Linked DNA regions of Homo sapiens: region 2 is linked to region 1. A link is a contact called in ENCODE Hi-C or POLR2A ChIA-PET data. All regions are on one chromosome and are shown on one strand. The core of a region is the stretch at or near the end of the contact, and the rest is flanking DNA. Distances in the headings are between cores, read along the strand shown. Region 1 overlaps SDC3 (syndecan 3). Region 2 has its middle 28 kb from the start of LINC01778.

Region 1 (3,306 bases), core at 550-3,049:
CATGTCCCAGTGCCTACTAACTGCCTATCACCACTAGGCACGTGACAGCTGGTATCTCTGTGTGTTGGGGATCATTATTCCCGTTTCATAGGAGGACAGAGCGAGGCCCAGTGAGGCGAAGGGATGTGACCAGGTAACCAGTTTGGGAGTGGGAAGCCAGGGCGGGAACACCTAACTCCACACCAGGTTGTTCCTCGGAGACTCCTGGGCCCCAGGAGCGGGCAACCCTTGCCGTGTTTGCTGGCAGTGACCGTCATGGAGCCTGGAGACAGACTCCTAGAGGCACCTGCTGGTGAGTCATGGTGGGGGCAGGGGGTGCCTACCTGAGCTGGGCCACCTGTCGTGTGAGTGCGCCTTGTCCTCCATTTCTACTCACTCCCAGGCTTTCAGGCTGTCTCTGTGCAGGGAGCTGAGTGTGAGGTGGTGCTGGTCTCTGACATTTGCCCTGCTTTTGAGAGCCTTCTGGTAGGGGAAACTGATTAGGGCTAGGAGCAGGTGTGCTCTGCAATCCAAAGGGCATGGTCTTTGGGGTTCAGCTAATCTTGGGTTCAAATCCTGGCCCATTGCTGTGTGACTTTGAGCCAGTTGCTTCACCTCTCTGAATTTTAGTTTGCCCATCTGTGAAATGGGAATGGCAATCCCTTTCTGGTCAAGTGAGAAGAGAAATGAGGCAATGTGCATATAAGGAACCTGGCACTTAGTGAGGGCTCCCTCCGTCGGGGCTGTGATCATTTTCATAAGGGATGGAATGGCCCAGCCTTTTCCAGAAAAGTGCTCAGTGGAAGGAGTCTTGAATCACAAACTGGCATTCCCTGCAGGCATTCTCAGGGGTTCAGGAGTTCACTGAACACAGGATTTAGACTCAACAAGGCCAGAATTCAACTCCTGTGTGACCCCACTGGTGGCTTAACAGGCTCAGTCTCCTCATCTATAAATGGAGACCATATTATCTGCTTCCCAGGGCAGCTGAGTGGTTTCACTGAGATCCAGTGGAAGGGCCTGTTAGAGTGATGGGAGCATGGTTGGTGGGCCTTCTCCCTTAGTAAATGACAACACAGTGGAGGTACTGAGTCCCCAAGAAAGGACTTCCTAATTTGGACCAGGGAGGTGGTTGGCGTGCGTATGTGACATTCAAGCAGGCTGACAAAGGAGGCATTGTGTGAGCTGAGCCAGCTTTGTGGGGACATATCTAGTGCCTAGGATGGTGCTTGGCACACAGTAGGAGCTTAATAACCATTGGTTTTACTGATTAACCAGCTGAGTAGGTGCTGGCCAGGCAGAGATGGTGGGGAAAGGTATTCCAGGAAGCAGGAACAGGCCTGAAGGAGCCCGTGTTCCCAGAACTGTAAATAGTTTTGTGTGGGAGGAGTATGGGGGTGGGCAGCTGGGAGTGGGGTGTGGGGGGTGCTGCTGGGTCTGGAAACGGGGCCTCAGTGGGTGGTCCTGCTCTCAGGCACGAGCTTGGGGACAGGCATCAATGAGCAGTGTGAGTCAGGGTGGCCAAGAGTGACGTGAGAGGGCAGGTGGCTGGGATTGATGGGGCGGTGACGGAGGCGTCCCAGCCCTGGGTTGAGGAGGGGGCCTGGCTTTCCCAGGGTTGCATTGTCAGCTTCTGTCTAGGCACAGGGGACAGAGTGGGCTGCTGTAGGGCAGCCAGTCTGCACCTCAACAGAGACTGGCCAGCCCGGCTGAGCCAGGAACAGGGCTGATGGGAGAAGGCGGGCGGGTGGGTGTCTGGGCACCACAGGCCAAGGTGGCCGCCAGACAGGCTGATGCCAGGGGAGGGAGCCAGGTCCTGCCAAGCCAGCCTGTCTGTGGTGAGACTCGGTTGGGCCGTGGGCCCTGCCAGCTCCCTCAGAGGCTTTTGTGTTCATTTCCTTTCCACCCCCCTTTTCAGTTTCCTCGTAAGGTCCCTCACGAACAGTCTCAATGGGGTCTCAGCAGAACCAGGGGACCCGGAAGTTTCACAGACCAGAGAACACCAGGGATGGAGACTCAGGGAGGATGTGCGCTCTCTAATAACAAAAGTGCTATGGGTTTATCGGAGAAATTGTGGAAAATACAGAAAGGTCCTGAGAAGAAATTAAAGCTGCCTGTAATCCCACCACCCAGAGAGAGCCTCTGGGAACCTTTAGTTATAATGCAGCATTTGGAAATTCACTTTGATAGTGAGTTCATTAAAACAGGATCAAGTTCTACATATTTTTTGTAACCTATTTTTTAAACATAATGATGATACTCATATTAATAGCCAGCATTTACTGAGCAATTTGTTAATGGGTGAACATGCCCAGCCTCCTTCTGTAAACCCCACGAGGTGGGCATTCTTATCTTTGTTTTACCAGTTAAAGCAGCCTGAGAGAGTTAAATATCTGCCCAAAGTCACATCGGAATTGAGAGAGCCATCTGCATATTCCTATCAACAGCTATACTGTCTTGTCTTCTGATGATCAATATGTGCATTTTCCTACATCCTTCAATATTCCTTGTAGCAAGTAAAAAAAAGCCTTCTATGACACATTTATGTCTTTTAATAACCTCATTAGACAGTGTAGATTTGTGAGAACTCAATTGTTGATAGCTGCGTAATATTCCATGTTATGGTTGTACCCTCATTTATTTAACTCGTCCCCTGTCGTTCAGTATGTGGGTTATTTCCATTTTTTCCCTCTCGTAAATTACATTGTCCTGGATCTCCTTGACCTAAGGATCAAATTCTTGGGAGTCCAGAGTGTCAGAATCAGAAAGGCCCTTAGACCACCATGCTTGGTTTTCCATTTTGCAAATGGGGCAAAGGAAAGGCAGAGAAGGGGGAAGAGGATTTGTCCACGGTCTTGGAGGCTGTGGGCGCCTGAGCCAGGGCTGCTACCTGCTCTCCTGTTGGGGCTGGGGTGGGGATGTGGGTGGAGGCAGGTGCCACAGTGGGAAAAAGGGCATCCTGGGGGGATGGTGGGAACACAGGGCTGGGTAGAGGGCAGACTGGAGGTGACAGGAGAGATACAGGCTTGGGGTAGGGAGGGCTCTGCTGCCATGATATCTTTGCAGAGGAGTTGACTGGGATGGGACAGGCCCAAAGGGAACATTTCCTGCCCTCTGAGCTGCCTTTGTAGATGGGAGTAGGGGGTGGGGATAGGTTTGGTTTGTGAGAGGCTTGAGTGTGTGAGTTGGGGCGAGTGGGAGGGTGTGTGTCTGGGCTTGGTGGATTTTTCTTGGGGGGGGTCTGTGGTGTTTCAGCTTGGCCTTCTCTGCCCTCCCCATTCCACTCCTCCCCGGGCTTCTGCTCTCTGGGACTTGGGCTCCATAGCC
Region 2 (3,306 bases), core at 343-2,842, 33 kb after region 1:
GCCGAGAGACTAGAGAAGGGGTTGATGCTTTCAAATGGGGCAGAGGTACCCAAGCCTGACCCAGGGCAGGCCAGCTCTATTGGTGCCTGCTAACAGAGAGAAGGCTAGGTTCTCTACCCAGGCCTGAAGCCAAGCCTTGTGGGCTGCCTGCAGCCACTCTCTCTTCCCATTACTTCCAGAGCTTCCAGCCTTGAATACAACCCAGAGGCCCCTCTTGTGAAATCTGACCTTCAGCTGCCAGTAGAGCCCAGGACAGCCCCTTCTGGGGAGGGTTGGTCATGCAGGACTGAAGGCGGAAGGCAGGGGCTCTGGAGGATGGATTTGGGGAGGAGGGAGAGGTAGGTGGAACAGAGCCTATGGTGGGGAGGGGGCTGTGTAGGCGATGGTGATGGGGCAAGGACAGATGGGAGAAATAATGAAGAAGGGGACTGTGCTAGTCAGGTCTCTTCTAGTTTCGGTACCAGAAACCCAACCAGAATACATGAAAAATGGGCTGCACCGGCTTCACCCCTGGCAGGCATGGGATGGTATCGGCTCAGGAGCACCTGGATCAGCTGGGACTCTTACCCTCTCTACTCTGTTGGTTTCCTTCTCTTCTGTTCTTGAACTCCTGGGCACACATGATCCTCTGGCCTCAGCCTTTAGAGTAGCTGGGACCACAGGCGTGCACCATTATGCCTGGCTAATTAAAGAACTTTTTTTTTTGGTAGAGTCAGGGTCTTGTTGTGTAGCCCAGGCTGGTCTCCAACTCTTGGGCTCAAGTTATCCTCTTGCCATGGCCTCCCAAAGTGTTGAGATTATAGGCACGAGCCACCACACCCGGCCTAGGCTCTTTTCTAAAGCACACTCTGTCACTGGGTCTGGGAAGTCCTCCCTGATCTCACCCCGGTCCAACAGAGCTGGGTGCTCCCTCCTCTGGGCCCAACGTTCCTGCTATGGCCCTCTCTCCAGGTACATCTCACCCTGTGCTCCAGTGAGGGACCCGCATAACTATGTCCTCCTAGGCTGGGAGCCCTCGTGTGTGTACTGCCTGCCTTTAGTTATCACCTCCTGTTCCGGCCTCCCTCCCTGAGCCTTGGTCCCACCAGCCCTTGGGTATCTGCCTGTGTCTCTCTATATGTCCTTGTGTGAAGGCATGTTTGTGTGTGTCTGTGCTTACGGGTGTGTGTCTGTGTATACCTATAAATCTATGCACCTAGAAGACTGTGGATGTGTGGTGTGACTGTGACCGTGGATGTTTGAGTATATGCATATGTGTCTGTCTGTGTGTCTGTGTGTGGTCTTTATATATGAATTATGTGTTCCTGCCTCAGTGTGACTGTGTGTATAGGACAGTCTGGGGTACTCCTCCCCTCTGGGACTTGGTAATATCGAGGTATACAACCGTAAACACACGCAGATCCACAGAGTTACAGATCCACAGAAATAGGCCCACACAGAGATACACACAAACACACACACGCGCGCACAAGCACACACACACCCCTGCCTCCCATAACCCTGCCCAGGGCTGGCTCTGGATGGTGCTACTATTCAGATGGCAGGCTGGGAGCCCTTGTCCCAGGCAGCCTGGCTGGGGTGGATTCCCGGGACTTCCCCTCCTCACATGAGAATGTTTTCCTGTGTACAAGCAGTGGCTAAGAGCCAGCCTCGCCATGCAACTTCCATTTCCACTCCTGAGGCCACACCTCTGGCAGCAGGATAGCAGGCTGGCCCTGTAGGCCATTGGTTCTGGAAAACACAGAGGTATTGGAGCCTCATCCAGCTGTCTCCCTTCTCAGACAACACTCCATGAGCACTGCAGTCTTCTAGCCATGGCATCTTAGAGCCACCATGACAGGTATTTATATTACTTTTTTTTTTTTGAGATGGAGTTTTGCTCTTGTTGCCCAGGCTGGAGTGCAATGGCATGATCTCGGCTCACCGCAACCTCCGCCTCCCGGGTTCAAGCGATTCTCCTGCCTCAGCCTCCCTAGTAGCTGGGATTACAGGCGTGTGCCACCACGCCCAGCTAATTTTGTATTTTTAGTAGAGACAGGGTTTCTCCATGTTGGTCAGGCTGGTTTCGAACTCCCGACCTCAGGTGATCCACCCGCCTTGGCCTCCCAAAGTGCTGGGATTACAGGCGTGAACCACCATGCCCGGGCAGTTATTTATATTACTATACCCTGCAGGTGCTGTGGGGCACACCCACAGGATGGGGAAAGAAGAGGGAGTGGCCCATCATTTATCAGGTAGATCCTGACATACCCCCAAAAGTCTATTCATTCCTGTATCCCCAGTTCCTAGTACAGTGCCTGCCACATAGTAGATGCTCAATAAATGTATGTGGAGCAAATTAATGAAGGAGGGCATTACTAGTCCATCTCACAGACATGGAAATTGAGGTTCAGAGAGGCAATTTGTTCAACAGTGACCAAGGGACAGAGACAGGATTGGAACCTAGGAACTGTCAAGGTATCAAGCCCCAGTTTGTTCCACTGTATACTAGGTTTACTCAAACTGAATAAGTGAAGTGTGAGCTCATCGCTGGGGCCCTGGAGGTCATCCACACTCATCTTCACTGCTTATTCTAAGTCTCAATTTCCCCATCTGTACAATGGGTTCAATGATAGCGTATCAGGTATGAAGTCACAAAATGGATGTATAAGAAATATAACTTTCTTTTTTATCACTGACCTGGATTTCTATTTTGAGCCCTCATTTCATTGAGTATAGCAGAAACATAATCTTAGTCATTTGGGGACCTCCTACCTGGGGATGATGTCTAAGTTGGGGAGACTGAGCAGAGGCGCTTTTGTAGTGACAGGCATGGGGGTTGGAGCCACGTCCTCGGGGTTGTCTGGCCCCTGTTGAGATGCTACCTCTCCTTTGTGGCCGGCACTCAGAGTCACAGCTACACTGACTTTTGTTCATCCCAAATCTGTCCAACTCCAGCTCTCAGCCCCTCCCAGGTGCACAGAGTTTGTTCTGGACCTGGGTGTGTGCTCCAAGTCCAGCCCCAGCACTTAGCAAATGTGACCTTAGCAATTCTCCTAACCTCAGTTTTCTTATCTATAAAATGGGGATAATAATTGCACCTGCTTCACAGGGTTGGTCATCAGAGTAAAGAAATTAATCCACAGTGAATGCTTAAAACAGCAGCAGGCACATGGTCACTGCTCAGTAAATGTGATTTTAGCTATTACAGTGATCTGTCCTTTTCTGGGGAGACTCAGCTCAGGATGGCGTGGAGGCCAGATGGGGCCCCTGCTCTCAGGTCACCTCTACACCTGCTAACTAATGAGAACATCCATCTAACTCATG

The links. Hi-C counts contacts between places; a loop is a spot of excess contacts on that map. ChIA-PET counts read pairs that join two places held with the same protein, here RNA polymerase II (POLR2A). Pooled maps may share reads with other maps.
Region 2: a loop to region 1 is called in a map of Right ventricle myocardium inferior, with 2.1 times the contacts of the local background. The contact joins two enhancer-like sites. A Hi-C loop is called at or near these places in 4 of 168 maps with a recorded cell type or tissue (Right ventricle myocardium inferior, cardiac septum, heart left ventricle and 1 more), 2 of 37 single-sample maps with no recorded cell type and 4 of 50 pooled maps. POLR2A ChIA-PET finds 5 or more read pairs at or near these places in 7 of 52 experiments (H1, HCT116, K562 and 3 more).

Annotation. Positions count from the first base shown.
Region 1 is chr1:30,884,189-30,887,494 of GRCh38, reverse strand. All of the region lies in intron 1 of SDC3 (syndecan 3), which reads left to right. Among named protein-coding and RNA genes, the nearest start is that of SDC3, 23 kb to the left of the region's middle. RefSeq lists an enhancer at 1,219-1,719. Within about 2 kb of position 1,799, at least 3 of the 41 ENCODE cell types and tissues checked have a DNase peak (open chromatin) inside an H3K27ac peak, as active enhancers do.
Region 2 is chr1:30,850,548-30,853,853 of GRCh38, reverse strand. No RefSeq gene overlaps it. Among named protein-coding and RNA genes, the nearest start is that of LINC01778, 28 kb to the right of the region's middle. RefSeq lists an enhancer at 3,080-3,306. Within about 2 kb of position 1,592, at least 8 of the 41 ENCODE cell types and tissues checked have a DNase peak (open chromatin) inside an H3K27ac peak, as active enhancers do.